2 separate regions of the Mus musculus genome follow, and region 2 is linked to region 1. A link is a loop called in an ENCODE intact Hi-C map of the cell type or tissue named here. Cell type or tissue: heart. All regions are shown on one strand.

Region 1 (8,000 bases):
CCATCAGGACAGGCGTATGGCCATGGCTTCTCAGCAGTCTCACCAGCTGGCCTTCCTTACCAGGAAGATGCCAAAAGTGTGGAGGAGAGTGATCCTATGAAGATCCCAGCCACTGTGACCAGCTTGCTACTCTAGCTGTCGTCTGAGCCAGATGTCATGTTATCACACTGGGAATGGAGGGGATCTCCCACAGAGGCCCTGGCACAGGGTGAGGGACACTCCAGTGTTCCCAGTTCAGGTTCACATCCGTGTAAATAAAGTAGATATTGGGGTTCTAGTCATTGGGCCCTCAGACTCGGCAGCAAGACCATTATTCTAAGTGATTAGGGTTCTGGAGGCCACTATTGCCCTGGCAGGCTTTCACACTGTTGATGATGATAACGAGCCAGTCTCGAGTCCAGTCCCTGGAAATGGAGGCCAGCATAACTGTCACCAAAATCTCCACAAAGAAGGTATTCTCCCAGAGGGCCTCAATCAATGCAGCCAGCAAACCCCAGCCTAACATGACTCCCCCAACCACCACAAAAATGTTGGAGAGATGTCCTTCTAGCCCCAGAGCCAGAGGCCGATGGCCAGGAACAGGGCCCCCAGGACCCAGAATATAATGTTGAAACCAAACAGGAGGCATTTCCCACAGCAGTGAACCTCAGGTTCCTGGAAGTACTGGAGACTGTTTAATATGAACAGTCACTGACCAAGGAACTGGAGCAGGAGCAGGGACCAAGCCTAGCTCTGTGTAGGGCACCATGGGTTAGAGATACCCTGCCCCAGGCCTAATTGACCCTGGGTCCTTTTCTTTTCTTTCCTTTTTTCTAATTCCTTTTTTCCCCCAAAATTTATTTATTTATTTTATGTACTCACCATTGCTGTCTTCAGACACACCAGAAGAGAGCATCAGACCCCATTACAGATGGTTGTGAGCCACTATGTGGTTGCTGGGAATTGAACTCAGGATCTCTGGAAGAGCAGTCAGCGCTCTTAACCACTGAGCCATCTCTCCAGCCCCCTAGTTCCTTTTCTTCTGGCTAAAGTCTGGGGGGAACTCCAAGCCCTTGCTTTCTCACCGAGTGCTCTTACTCCCAGCATCTAAGGCATTGCTTGACATATATTAGGTGTTCTGACAAATGTCAAAGTCAAATTCCTTAATTTATTTATATTTCAATTAGTCTTTGTTTGTTGTTGTTGCGATTGGAGACAGAGCTTCTCTAAGTAGTCTTGGCTGTCCTAGAACTCACTCCGTAGACCAGGCTGGGATTAAGGGTTTGAGCCACCACACAAATTATTAATTTGGGACAAGGTCTCACTGGCTGGCCTGGAACTTTCTATATAGACCAAGCTGGCACCACAGAGTTCTGCCTGTTTCTGTCTACCAAGTGCTAGGATTAAAGGCATTCATGAACATATGCCTTTATTCTCAATACAGAAACCAGACTGTCTTCTAACTGGTAAATACTAAAGCAACTCAAGATTAAGAGAACTGGAAAAGGGGCTGGAGAGATTGCTCAGTGGTTAGAGCACTGGCTCCTCTTCCAGAGGACCCAGGGTCAATTCTCAGCACCCACATTGTAGCTCACATAGGGTTTACCTTAGACCTGAGATAATTCTCCTCCTCCTCCTCTGTAACGCCAGCTCCAAGAGATCAGACATTCTCACACAGATACACATGCAGAGAGGAAAAAGCTAAAAGTTAAAAGGAAAGGAAAGAAGGAAGGAAGAAAACTGGAGAAAAAAAGGAACCGGGAGAGCTTTCAAAAGATTAAGAAATTAGTTGGGTGGGAGTGTTGCATGCCTTTAAACTCAGCACTTGGAGCTACAGGCAGGCAAATCTCTGAGTTCAAGGCCAGCCTTGTCTACAGAGTGAGTTCCAGAACAGTCAGAGGAGAGAATGTCTGGGCTATTTACTGCAGTTTAACTAACTACCCCAAAATTTAGTGCTTAGAACAGCAACTGTTGGGGGCTGGAGAGATGGCTCAGTGGTTAAGAGCACTGACTGTTCTTCCAGAGGTCCTGAGTTCAAATCCCAGCAACCACATGGTGGTTCACAACCATCCATAGTGGAGATCTGATGCCCTCTTCTGGTGTGTCTGAAGACAGCTACAGTGTATTCACATACATAAAATAAATCAATAATTCTTAAAAAAAAAAGAACAGCAACTTTTATTTTTTTCTCTCACAATTTTAAGATTTGTCTAAATTCAGGATTTTAGGGTAGCTTGGATATTTGGGGTATTTCAGGCAATCACTGCTTTTTATGTGGTCTCCTTCCTTGTTTCCAGAGACTTCTTGACTTAGAAACTTCCATGATCTTTCAAAACCTTGTTGGCTATAGACATAGTAAAGTTGATAGAGTACTTGTCTAGTGTGCTCCAGGCGCTGGGTGTGATACCCAGTGCTACATAAGCCAGCTATGGTAGTATACACCTGTAATCCCACCAGTCAAGAGGTGGATAAAGGAGGACCAGGGGCTCAAGGCCAGCCTCAGGTATAAAGTTTGAGGACAGCCTGGGCCTTGTGAGACTCTATCTCAAAGGGATGATAGTAATAGTAATAAATAACAACAACAACAACAACAGACAAAACTTGTCATATAATGTTCATCTGCTCAATAATTTCTGATCAAATAAGCAATCATTCAAAATAGCTTGAGTCAAGGCCAAGGCTCAATCAAAGGTCCAGGCCCAGGCCTAGGCTCAGACTGTGAAATTCCAGTTTAGACTCATGCTCCCTTTAAGTTGTCACCGTTGTGGTGTCCCCACTCCCCACTCCTACTTTTGAGACAGGTCTCCTTATTTAGCTCAGGATTTACAGTCCTTCTCCCTCAGCCTTTGAGATCACAGACATGCAATACCATGCACAACCACACTAAAAGCTTTTATATGCCAATATGAAGACAGGACTGTAGGCCCTGGGCTGCAGACACCATGGGGCTTGTTTCCTCCTGTGCTATCTGAGTTAAGAAGCTATTAAAAAAGAGTGCTTCTGTCTCTGTTTTCTTACGTTATGTTCATTATACATTCCACAGAAAAAACTTATGTTCCTTGCTATAGCCTACAAGCCGGTGGGGTCTGAATTCTCTGGTCTCCTCCATCTGGCTCCCTCTGGTAGCCTTTACTCACCCACTTCCCCTCTCACTTTATTTCTGCTGCAGTGCCCTTCCTACTCTTTATTGAACTCCGGGGTTTCTTTTGGGATTTGTTTGTTTGTTGCTGTTTTTTTGTTTTTTTGTTTTTTGAGACAGGGTTTCTCTGTGTAGCCCTGCTGTCCTGGAAATCACTCTGTAGACCAGGCTGGCCTCGAACTGACAGACATAGGCCTGCCTCTGCCTCCCAAGTGTTGGGATTATAGGCATTCACCACCACGGGCAGGATCTTTGCACTTGCTGTCTAGTCAGCTTGCAAGGCTCTTTCCCAAGGCTCAACCCGACTTACTCTCTTCAAACCATTAAGTGCTATTGTAAGACCCCCAAAGCTGGGCCTCAGCTCAAGTCCCGGGATGAGCTGGCCCGCACCCCAATAACTCAACAGCTCTTCTCTGCCGGGTATCCTTGGTAAAATTACAATTATCGCATCTCTGGTTGTAAGGTATAGAAACAAAAAGGCTTTTTGCTGGCTATAGAGAACAAAGAGCTTCTTTCTAGCTGTATTTTTAGAGAACAGGGAAAACAAGCTTGGGGGAATGTTTTAGGGGCTTTACCTCCCAGGGAGAAACGCTCTAAGTCCGGTTCTCACACTATCAGAAATGAATTTATTGTTTGAATGGCTAAAGTTTGCTGACACAAAGGCCAAATCAGGCATCTTGCACACTAGAAGCCTAACCAACCGCTGGCTTGCAAGGGAATTTAGTAGGTGTTTTGTTTTGCTTTGTTTTTTTAAATTCTTGAATCTTCTATGAGTGTTGGTGCAGGTCTTTAATCCCAGTCTACCGGGGGCAGAGGCAGGGGAGATTGCAGCTGGCGGTTCTCTGTGAGTTCGAGGCTAGCCTGGTTTACAGAGTGAGTTCCAGGACAGCCAGGGCTACACAGAGAAACCCTGTCTTGAAAAAAAAAAATCACAAAACAAAACAAAAAGTATTGACAAGCCAAATTTACAGTGCCGTGAGGCTGGGATTTAGAATGGCAACTCCGAAACGTTAGAGATTGAAGGGGACATTTAACAAGCACTAGGCAGCAATACAGAAACTCCACGCCACGGCTCGTCGGTCGCTTGGTCTCCGGCACGCTCCGCAAGAGCATCCTTGCCTTCTGCCATCTATTACTCGGCACTCGTTCCTCCTTCCTGAGTCGGCGCGTCGTATCGAACCGCTCGGCCACCGCGCGCCTGCGCTCTTGGCTTGTCAGCCAGAGGCGGCGTGGGGAGCGCTGGGAGAGGCTGCGGCGTGCGGATAGCTGAGGTAAAGCCGGGGCTAGTGCGGTGCCAGGCGGGGCACGAGCTGGCTGAGCAGGGAGAGCGGCGCGCGGATGCTGGAAAGCCGGGTTCCTGTGAGGGAGGCCAGCTAGCCGAGCAGGACCCGAGTAGGCAGACAGGGACTGCGCTCCCGAAATCGCCGGGCGAGACACTGCCGGCCCTGGCCGTAGAGCCATGCGTCCCGACTGGGGGACTGGAGAGTCCAAGCCTTGTGCAACAGATGGAAAAACTGAGTTTCAGGGAGGGACAGTTCTGCCCGAAGTCACACCGAGTGAGCACTAGACTCCCTTGGTGCCTTGCTGACATGGTTTCCACATTATTTATTCGTCCCACATTTATTTGGGCTCAAGGCAGGGACTAAATGGGATACAGTAAGGCCCTTTTAGGCAGCGCGCAAAGGTTTGGCAAACCAATTACAATGCAGTAGCCGATCTTACAATTTAGGACAGAAGACGGCAACTGTGAGGAAGGCATGACTGGGACTCTGTAAACGCCTCCTGTAAAACTTGGAGGCTGGTGAGACTCATCGACTTGGTATTGGGAGTCACGACGGTAAAGTTGAAACTTTTAAGTCTAGCCTTATGATTGGTTAGGTTCATAAGTATTCTTGTTTCTTAGGTTGCGTCTTTTTTTTTTTTTTTCCTCCTTAACCCAGAGATTGAGAACAGGAACTTTAGGTTCTAGCCACCTGGGTTCCAAATGTGTTCTTGTACACATTTGAGCTTAACACTAATGTGGGGTTGCTGTGAGGTTCACAGATGCTCATTCCACATATAGTATCTGGCATCTGACTGGGTGTATCCTGACAACACATAGTCCCCAACTTCAAGGAACTCACTCTTAATAGGCATTTAAATGAATGCCTGCAGTGAAGCCTATAAAGGTTGACACAGTCCGTACAGAGTATAGTAGAAGCAGCAGGTGAAAGAAGTCCCATCATTGGTGTGCAAAAAGTTAGTTGTAGCTTCATGCTATGCAAGATGATTTCTGAGCAGAGTCTTTTTAAAGAGTTTTGCTACTTGGTTACTTGTCCCAGGAGAAAACCAGCCTAAAGCAGGAGTAGCCGTAGACCTGCAGTTCTGGCTGCTAAGGTGGTAAGACTGGGAATCACTTGAGCCCAGGAGGTTAATTCACACTTTATAACCAGGTATTGGCACTAGATTCACAAGCATCAATATGATGACCTCTAGAAGTGGTTCTAGAGTCTGGAACCACCAGGTTGCATGTACTGATCTGTAGTGAGGGTCACATCTAGGAAAGGCCATCACACTAGCTATGACAGCGTAATAATACCTGTCCACTTAAAAAGGACCTATAGGGGGCTGGAGAGGTGCCTCAGTGATTAAAAGCAGCGTATATTCTTCCAAAGGACCTAGGTTCAGTTCTCGGCACCTACATGATAGCTCAGAACCATCTATAACTCCACTTACAGGGGATCTGACTCCATATGTGCACTCAACACACACATAAAATTAAAAAAAAAATAAGTATTTGTTACAAAAGAAAACCCAGAGTTATAGCACAGTATATTTTAGTTGGTATAGTGTGTTTTCCGTGATCCAGCATCTGTCCAATAATATGAAACATGTATATAGTGCGTGTGATAGGATGAACGTTACTTTGCATGTCTTATAGAGAAATACTTTTTTATTCTTGTGTAGGGGATCCAGCCTAAGGCCTCATAAATACCAGACAAGTGAGCCCTCATTTAATCCCAACAGCTTCATGAATGTGTGGATGTGTATATTCCTAAATACATAACTACAGCTGCTCTCTCATAATCATGTTGATTATGTGTATTTCCCCAGGACTGGTCATTTGGTATTGGATAATCAATTGATGTTCACTATTTCACTTGCTCTCAGAATTTCTTAGTTGCCTGTAGTTTTTTTTTTTGCTTAGGGTTGAGGCCTTGTAAGCTTTCCCTCCCAGACATTAACATGTCAGTTGGTGTTATCCTTGTTCAGGTCTCGTTTAGGAAGCCATGTTGGTGACACTTTATGGCTGTATAGTCTCTGGCATATCTAGGAGACACAGACCATATCTAGCAAACCTCCTGTCCCTCTGTCTTTTTAATGATCACGGAGCCTTGGCTGCGGGACTTTCTTACAGGTATTAGTTGGGACCAGGCTCCACAGCTCTTTGTTTTGATCAGTTGTGGTCTTCTGTGATGATCTAAATCTTTTGCAAAGGACCATTTCCTTTATGAAGGGTGAGAACTACAATTCTCCAGCCAGACCCTAAAGAAGCTTGTGTTTTTGAGACAGGGTCTCACGTGTAGTTTTGGCTGTGCTGGAATTAACTCTGTTGAGCAGACTGGCCTTGAACTCATGGAGATGCGCCTGCCTCGGCCTCCCAAGTGCTGGGATTAAATATGCCACCACCACTGGCACTTGAATTTGTCTGTTCTTAACTATAAACAACTCAAGGGCGAGGACCAGAAGTTTTAAATTTATATTATCTGCTTTTACTGAGATCAGAGCTAAAACTGTTGGCCAGAGAAGGCGAGAACAATCTTTGCTACCGTGAGGGAGTGTTTCTTACTCTGGTAACTAAATCAGAAGTGGCACGTCTGGTGTAGGTGGGAAGTACTCATGTAAATAGAGACAAATAGTACTGTGTATCATTTGACTTAAGCCACTCTTTCTCTTCCTGTGCTTGCAGCTTTATAAAAATGGAGTTTCAAGCGGTGGTTATGGCCGTTGGTGGGGGATCTCGGATGACAGACTTGACTTCCAGCATTCCCAAGCCTCTGCTTCCAGTTGGAAACAAACCTTTAATTTGGTACCCGCTGAACCTGCTTGAGCGTGTTGGATTTGAAGGTGAGCTGTAGCTGTGATAGGATGCATTCATAAACCTTTAGTGTGTTTGATCCCAATAATTTGTCAGCATTATGAGAGAGAGGGTGGACATAGCAGGCTAGGGCTTAAAGCTTGCTAGAGACTAGATGTTGGTCCATGGCCACCCACCTGAGAGCACAGCCTCCCCCAGAGGAACTTTTATCCCATGCTGCAGCCCAGGCAGGTGCCGGGCTGTAGGGGAGTGCCAAGACCACTCTGGGGGTGAGTGGGAAGGTGGAGCTGGTTCCGGGGTCACTGGGTTCTCTGACTCTTGGACATCCAAGTGCCACTGGGAGTCAGGGGTCTGTGGGCTGGGGATAGTGTCTAGCCCAGGGTCAGGCATAAGGGGAGCTCTGGCTTGTCCTTAGCTTCTCAGAAGCAGGCTTTGTGGCGTTGTGGCTGGGAGCACAGAGAACCCTTCTACAGGAGAAGTAAGCTGTGGCTCTGTAGTCGAATGCCTTCTCCATGGCTCCCCACAGCGGGCCTTGATGAAAGAGACAGTCCATGATTCTAAACAGTTTATTGGTTGTGGTGGAAAATGGTGTACTGTACCCACGTCTCAGGGTGGACCTGAGATTAAATACCTTTTGTAGGAGGAATGTCTGGGAAGGGAAGCTCATTGGCTAAGCCCTCTGGGCCTCTAGGTACCTCATTAGCATGGAGAGCACTGTTTTGGGCCTGTGTGACAAGTTTCTTTTTTTTTCTTTTTCGAGACAGGGTTTCTCTGTGTAGCCCTGGCTGTCCTGGAACTCACTTT
Region 2 (8,000 bases), 76 kb after region 1:
AACACTTGGGAGGTAGGCCAGCAAGATCAAATGTCAATTAAAAAAAAAAAGATTTAAAAGGACAGAAAGCTAACGGTCTTTAATCTCAGCACTCAAGAAGCAGAGACAGGTAGATCTCTATGTCTTCGAAGCCAGACTGATCTACATGAGTTTCAGGACATCCAGGACAACACAAACCCTGTCTCAAAACAAAACAAAACAAAACAAAACAAAACAAAACAAAACAAGATAGCAGACCTTGAATTGTATTTAGATCACCCCTCCCATCTTGTTCCATCTTTGAGTATCCCTGGATGTCCCAGATCAGTAATTATCTCTGTAATCTCTGGGCTCCCCTCAGGCTAAGAGCTCTTTAAAACAAACAAACAAACAAACAAAACCAGAGGCAGGCTTGCTGCATCGTTGTTGATGCACACAGAAGCAGGCCTGCTGCATCGTTGGTGCACAGCTTTAGTCCCAGCACTCAGGAGGCAGAGGCAGGCAGATCTCTGAGGCCAGCCTGGTCTGCAGAGCAAGTTCCATGACAGCCAGGGCTACACTGGGAATCCCTGTCTTCAAAACACAAAAAGAAAAAAAGGCTTACAACCCCAGAGCTCAGCAAAGGTGTGGGCATGCATAGCCCACAAATCAGTAATTAAGAGTTAATCCTTGGAGTCGGTTGTTTTCTCCTCATATTCTTTGGGAATGTCCTGGGTTTGGGCCCAAATGCGAACCCACATCCGGTAGAGGCAACAGAGAAGCACCCTGTTCAAAGGGAAGTGGCTGCTTTGTCTGATTCCTGGTAATTACCTGTTTTAGCTTTGCACTGGGGAAGTTTTGTTTGTTTGTTTTCAAGACTCACTGTGTAGCCAGAATATATTCTTGAACTCACTCTGTAGACCAGGCTGGTCTTAAATTCACAGAGATCCGCCTGCCTCTGCCTCCCACGTGCAGTAATTAAAGGTGTGCACCACTGGGCTCAACTAGGAAGTCTTTGTTGAAGGAAAGAAAAGCCATGGAGAGATAGACAAGGGCATGTACTACCCCTGCAGAAAACCCAAGTTCAGTTTCCAGCACCCACCTCAGGGATTTACTTGTAACTCCAGCTCCCTGATCTAAACAACTTTAAAAGTCCCACAGTCTTTACATATTAAAAGTCAATCCCTTTAAAATGTCCAATATCTTCTTTTTACAATTAAAAATCTCTTAACTGTGGGCTCCACTAAAATAGTTTCTTCCTTCAAGAGGGAAAATATCAGAGCACAGTCACAATCAAAAGCAAAAGTCAGTCTCTAACCATCCAATGTCTGGGATCCAACTCACAATCTTCTGGGCTCCTCCAAGGGCTTGGGTTACTTCTCCAGCCATGCCCTTTGTAGCACACACGTCGTCCTCTAGGCTCCAGATGCCAGAACATGACGCCCCTGGTCTCCACAGGCACCTGCACTCATGTGTACATGCCCACACACAAACACACCTTTGGCCATTTTGGAGACTCAAGTAGCCAGAAGGCAACAATCTTAGACTGGGAAGGCTAGAAAGGTAGAGCAGTTCCTTCTCCTCTGGTTGGAAGGATCAGCAAGAGGTTTCTCAGTGGATAGATAGGCTCTTTCCGAAGAGGCCATAGAAAGCCTCAGTGTGGTTACTCACACCAGTAACCCCCTACTCTAGGCCAACCTTAGCTGCATAGTGAATCCATACATCAAAGGCCAAGCCAAGTAGATAGTGGTGGCGCCTGTCTTTAATCCCAGCACTCAAGAGGCAAATACATCTTTGTGAGTTCAAAGCCAGCCTGGTCTACAGAGCTAGTCCCAGGACTGACTACACAAAGAAACTACTCTTGAAAGAAAGAAAGAAAGAAAGAAAGAAAGAAAGAAAGAAAGAAAGAAAGAAAGAAAGAAAGAAAGAGAGAGAAAGAGAGAAAGAGAGAAAGAGAGAAAGAGAGAAAGAAAGAAAGAAAGAAAGAAAGAGAAGAAAGAAAGAAAGAGAGAGAAAGAGAGAGAGAGAAAGAGAGAGAAAGGGAAGAAAGAAAGAAAGAAAGAAAGAAAGGAAGGAAGGAAGGAAGAAAGAAAGAAAGAAAGAAAGAAAGAAAGAAAGAGAGAGAGAGAGAGAGAGAGAAAGAAAGAAGGAAGAAAAATCCAAGCCAAGTGTAATGATGCATGCCTATAATCTCAAGACATGGGAGTCTGAGGCACAACTCAACTGCATATAATCATCTTTAAAAAAAAAAAAAAAAGACTAGAGGGGCTGGAGAGATGGCTCAGTGGTTAAGAGCACCGACTGCTCTTCCAAAGGTCCTGAGTTCAAATCCCAGCAACCACATGGTGGCTCACAACCATTGTAATGAGATCTGATGCACTCTTCTGGTGTATCTGAAGACAGCTACAGTGTACTTAGATATAATAATAAATAAATCTTTAAAAAAAAAAAAAGTCTAGGACTTTGCCACAATTGGTAATTGATGGCAGCAGTCAGTTGAGCTGGAAATGGAAGCAGAATCCAGGCTGAAATGATGACACACCTGTGTCTCCATGAGAATCTGGAAAGAAGAAAGAGCTCAAGAAATGTCAATTTTGGGCTGGTGAGATGGCTCAGTGGGTAAGAGCACCCGACTGCTCTTCCGAAGGTCCAGAGTTCAAATCCCAGCAACCACATGGTGGCTCACAACCATCCGTAAGAAAATCTGACTCCCTCTTCTGGTGTGTCTGAAGACAGCTACAGTGTACTTACATATAATAATAAATAAATCTTAAAAAAAATTAAAAAAAAAAAAGAAATGTCAATTTTGTCCTGGCGTTATAATGCCGTGCAGCGCTTATTCTAGGCAATTCCCTGCCTTTATAGCCCCAAGATTGCTACAGGAGTCTAGAGAGCCCACTTCAGAGCTGTTTCCATTTCCAGGCTTGCTAAGGGTACACTTTTCTCTGTAGTACACTTCCTCCCATTACAGACAGGAGAATACCGTGTACACAGGGTGCACTTCCTCCCATTACAAACGGGAGAATACCGTGTACACAGGCTTTCTTTCTCATTTTCATATTACCTTTACTTATATGTATATGCCGGAGAGTCTGTATATGACGCATGTGTGTGTGTGTGTGTGTGTGTGTGTGTGTGTGTGTGTGTGTGTGTGTGTGTGTATACACTTGCTCTCAGAGGCCAGGTGTTGAATCCCCTGGAGCTGGAGTTACAGGTAGCTGTGAACTCTCCTTTGTGGATGCTGGAAGCCAAACCCAGGTCCTCTGCAAAAACAAAAGGTGGCCTTAACTGCTGAGCTATCTCTCCAGGCCCAAGGCTTCCATTCCTGCCCAGGTGCCTCTTAGCCACAGAGTAGCAGTGTTGTAGACAGACACATTCATTCCTCCTTAACTGCCCACCCCTTAAACCAACTGGGGAACCCTTAGGATTAAGCCCTGGAGCTGATGATGTTAATTTGCACAAGTTTGGCAGTATGTAGCAAGGCCAAAACCATATTCATGCTTTTTGACCCAAACAACCCCATTTCTGGGAATCTGTCCTGAGGACATTCTGCAAATGATTGATGAGAGGACTGTGTAGTAATATAAAATATTTATGATATAATGATTAAGAAGTCTGGAAGAATTGAGCAAGAGGCTAGCCAGATGTGATAGCAGTATCAGAACAACAGATTTATTGAAGTCTTTTTTTTCCCCCAAAAAACGTATTTTGTTTCTGAGGCAGAATCTTTCTAGGTAGCCCTGGCTGTTCCAGAATTCTCTATGTAGACCATGCTGAGACCTGGAACTCACAAGAGATGGGCCTGCCACTGCCCGGCTCCTTTCCCAAATGTTCTGTATGAGGAGTCAGACTTTTACCCTCAGATGACCGATCAGAGTTTAACAGTCAGGAGCACAGAAATAGCACAGTCACTTGGAAAAGCAACATGTTTCCCAATGTTGTACATAAATTATGTCATCACAAATACAATTATCAGACAGGCTGGGCAATACAGGACTGTTATAGTCCCTTAACTTGACAGACACAACCAGGATAAGGAGTTGAAGGCCAAGCTGAACTACTTAAGACCATGTCTCACAAAAAAAAGTTAAAATAAAAATTTAAAAATACAATACACAAACTGAATGTTAATAAGAACCACAAAGAAAAAAGCAATTATCTGCCAAGGCTTCCAAAAGTTTAGGCTGACTGATTCAAGTTCAGGCTTAAAAGTTATCTGCCAAGACAAAGGGGCCCCAACATGTACAAAGGCAAGAACATGTGAACTTAGGAAATTACTGAGGGCAATTCGGGACTGGAAGGCAACTGAGTGGGTGTGAGGCACTTAGAGGAAAAAAAAAAGCTTTAGTTGGATGGTGCAGGGCTTTGGGCTTTGGTGCAGCCGTGGGATTTGCATTTTAGAGCTGAGTCTGGCCTGCTTGGAAAGAGTGGAAAGGAGGTCCTTAGGGTTGCGCTGGGTCGGGAAGAAAGGGTGGCCCAAAGGGGACCAGCAGACTCCCTTTCTCAACATCCTGACTTACACTTGGCCAACGACTAGCGCCTCCAGGATCACCCTCCCTTCTCCTCTCCTTAGGGCCCCGCGGGCGGGCTGGGGAGCCCGGGAGGCGAGGCAAAGGGGTGGCCCTGCCTGGGTGGTCTCCTGCCCCGCCCCCTGCGGCGCCGTTACCTAGCAACGGATCCGGCTGCAAGGCAGCGGGTAATTTGCCGCCCCCTTAGCCAATGGGAGGGCGTCACCCCGGCCCGCTCCTTTTTTTCTGAGCCTCCTGGTGCTTCCCGAGATCCACAGTCGCCACCTTTAGCTGTGAGGTGCTTCGCAGCCAGTCGGGTCCACCCACACGCGGAGCCCTCTTTGGACCACAGCCCACAGATCCAGCGGGGCTTGGGGCCACCACCCCGCACCGCCGCTGCGGGCTGCTCCTGTGCATCTTTACGCGCGCCTCACCCAGGACCGTATGGCCGTTCACGGCAGCTAGGAATCCTCAGGTGAAGCCGGGCGGCACAAGGCGCCAAGCTAGCCTATGGCAGCGCTCAGATAACGCAGGTTGGGGGCGCTCGCGCCCCCCATCCTCACCAGCATGGTTCGGCCACTGTCCCTTGGAGAGCTACCTCCCAGCTACACACCTCCAGCTCGGTCCTCCGCACCTCATGTGAGTAGAGGGGCTGGGTTTGTAACTTAAACGTCGCTTGAACATCTGTAGGGCTAGAAGTCTAGTGTTACTGGATCTGTGTTTGAAGACAAGCGAGAGCCAGCAAGTGATTTGTTAGTTTATTTCCTATTATCTGGTCAGTGAAAATAGTTATGTCTGTGGGTTCACCTCTTTGCCTAGCTGACAACGAGTGTGTGTGTTCACGACTCATAACCTTCTAAAAATGGGCATTTTCAGGTGTGCTTATGGAGAAGGCACAGGGAAAGAGAGTTAAATCTTCCACATTTGAAACCTTTATCTGTAGCTGTTTCCTGCCCTGCATCCAGAAGTCAGGAAACTGGGACTTGACCGGGAGAAAAGGGAAAGCTCCTCCATTGTTGTGCTGACAGCTGGCTGACCTCCTCCTCTCTCTATCCCAGATCCTAGCTGGGAGCCTGCAGGCTCCTCTCTGGCTTCGAGCTTACTTCCAAGGTCTACTCTTCTCCCTGGGGTGCAGGATCCAGAAACACTGCGGCAAAGTGCTCTTCCTGGGACTGGTGGCCTTTGGGGCTCTGGCACTGGGTCTCCGAGTGGCTGTAATTGAGACAGACCTAGAACAGCTCTGGGTAGAAGGTGAGTTACTGGAGCTGGCCGTAGCTGCTTTGGTCAAGGATCGAGAGGGCCATCTCCTGTTCAGAGCCTGTGTATCTGGGTGTGTTGCAGAAAGCCTACCTCTCTCCCAATCTCCCTCAGTGCTGTGGATGAAGCCCAGGGCATTGTGCAAGCTAGGCAAGTCTTTACCATCAACTGTCTCACACCTATCTCTCTCACCCATAAATGGACAACTCTAGATGGTAGCCTCTTATGAATAAGCTTGTGGAATATTCATCTTTGATTATGTGTCTGCTTATTTAGCGTTTATAGCTAGGTTTCTTTTAACTGTACATCAGAGTTTACAAATGGAACAAGATGTATTTTTCAATAGCCAAAGGAAGTAAAATGTGTGTGGGGGTAAGTTCTAAACAAAACAAAGCCAAGTGGTATTGTGTTGTATAAGAGAAGGCAGGGAGAGACGGCTCTGACCTGCAAACTCAGATTAGCACTGTGATTCTAACTACTCAAGGGGCTGAGGCAAGAGAAATACTTTCAGTCTAAGAATTTAACAATAGCCTGTGTCAGAGAGAGAGAGAGAGAGAGGGACAGACGGACAGATGGAAGAGAGGGAGGGAGGGAGGGAGGAAGGAAGGAAGGAAGGAAGGAAGGAAGGAAGGAAGGAAGGAAGGAAGATCAGTGGGATGTAGCTGGGTGGCATGGCAGACTGCCTGTCGAGCATGCTGTGGTGGGGGAGAGAGATGGAGGAGGAGCAAGAAGAAAAAGAAAAGTTAGTGCTTGGTGGCAGCAGTGGTGGTGCACAGCTTTAATGTTTAACCTCAGTGCTTGGGATCTGGAGGCAGGTGGGGCCAGCCTGGTCTACAGAGAATTCCAGGATCTGGAGGCAGGTGGGGCCAGCCTGGTCTACAGAGAATTCCAGGACAGCCAGAGCTGCATGAAAATACTCTCTCTCGAAAAACCAAAAAGAAAGATTGGAAGGAAGGAAGGGGGAAAGGGGAAAACAAGAAATAATAAGAAAAGAATTGTTAGGTGTAAAAGAAAAGAAAACCTTGAACGAGCCATCTGACCAGGCTTCTGAGTAGACACCCAGGGACCTGCAGCCATTTAATGAAGAATGAGCATAGACTTTGAGGCAAAAGTCAGGGTCAAATGAGACCAAATCCTCACGTCCTAGTGGAAGGATTACACAACTCATAATTTCAGCATGCCTCTCTTCTTTCCTGGTGCCTGGTTTCATGTGGCTGCTATTTGACAAAGGCAAATTCAACTGTGTTCTTCCCTGGGAAATCTGCATTTGTGGGCTCCCCAGACCTCCCTAGCCCTGGCCCAGACCCAAGGCAGGCCCCAGGTCGCAGCCTCACACCCTGGAGTTATTTCAAATGCTGGCAAGTCCTAGGATACAGAGCAGATGTTTCTTGGAGCCTTCCTACATCATAGGCTCCCACACCCCATCTCCACCCTACCCCCAGCCCTCTGCAGACTCTTAGCGTTCACACTCTTAAGACAGCCCTAGGGTCCAGAGCAGATGTTTCTCCCTGCCTGCCAGTCTGCCCCCAGCATCAGGACACACATGTGCGCACACGCATATATGCATGCCCCCACACAAACCACTGCTGCTTGGGTGGTCCCAAATAACTTCTGAATATCCTGCCACAATAGAGTGAGTCTCCCTCCCAGGCCCTGCCTTTCCTCTCTCTGCATTCCCCGGATCTTCCCCAATTAAACACTGCTTGGATGTCTACATTTGCTCATCCCTCTCCGGCCCCCCTGGCTAGTCCCTGCAGTTATGAGAAATGTATTATAAGAGGGTAGCAGTTGGTCTCTTTGAGATAGGAATTCCCTGTGTCACCTCAGCGACCTTGACCTTGGGTCCTCCTGCAGTGGACCCCTTTGTGTTGAGATTAGTAAGACCACAGTCTCACTGGTCTTTTCTCTATAGCTGAGGAGTTAGTTGATGGAGTTGAGAGCTGAAGAGACATTTTTGCTTCCTGTTTTGCTAGGACTGGAAGTGGAAGAAGCAAGACCCTCAGTTAGCAGAGTTTCAAATAGAGGTCAAGACTCTCCTTGGCTGTAAATGTGGTGTGTTTTCCTTTCCTTTTTTGTTTTTGTTTTTTGTTTTCTGTTGTTGTTGTTGTTGTTGTTGTAGGTTAGGGACCAAACACCAATACCCTGATCAACTTAAAACTAAGAAACTTGCTGGGCAGTGGTGGAGTGCACCTAGGAGGCAGAGGCCAGAGGATCTCTGAGCTTGAGGCCAGCTTGGTCTTAAGAGTTTCAGCTGGTGGTGGCGCACGCCTTTAATCC

What was found. Hi-C counts contacts between places; a loop is a spot of excess contacts. Peaks named below come from ENCODE experiments on the same cell type or tissue, not always from the same donor. Only the 100,000 strongest peaks of a DNase experiment are listed, where the experiment ranks them.
Region 2: it touches region 1 in a loop (2.1-fold over the local background); 4 of 42 quality-filtered maps call a loop at or near these places.

Annotation. Positions count from the first base shown.
Region 1 is chr4:117,015,088-117,023,087 of GRCm38, forward strand. It overlaps Eif2b3 (eukaryotic translation initiation factor 2B, subunit 3), which reads left to right and starts at 4,315. Exons shown (of 12, transcript NM_001111277.2): 1 at 4,315-4,389; 2 at 7,068-7,225. The coding sequence starts at 7,078. It also overlaps the pseudogene Gm12997. In heart, CTCF peaks have their summits at 2,857 and 4,335; a DNase peak (open chromatin) is centred at 4,314; H3K4me3 peaks cover 1,773 bases; H3K27ac peaks cover 1,118 bases.
Region 2 is chr4:117,091,323-117,099,322 of GRCm38, forward strand. It overlaps Ptch2 (patched 2), which reads left to right and starts at 4,734. Exons shown (of 22, transcript NM_008958.3): 1 at 4,734-5,105; 2 at 5,525-5,717. The coding sequence starts at 5,034. RefSeq lists enhancers at 3,830-5,528, 4,369-4,827, 4,390-4,889, 6,853-7,444. In heart, a CTCF peak has its summit at 4,978; DNase peaks (open chromatin) are centred at 4,569 and 5,589; H3K4me3 peaks cover 2,441 bases; H3K27ac peaks cover 2,722 bases.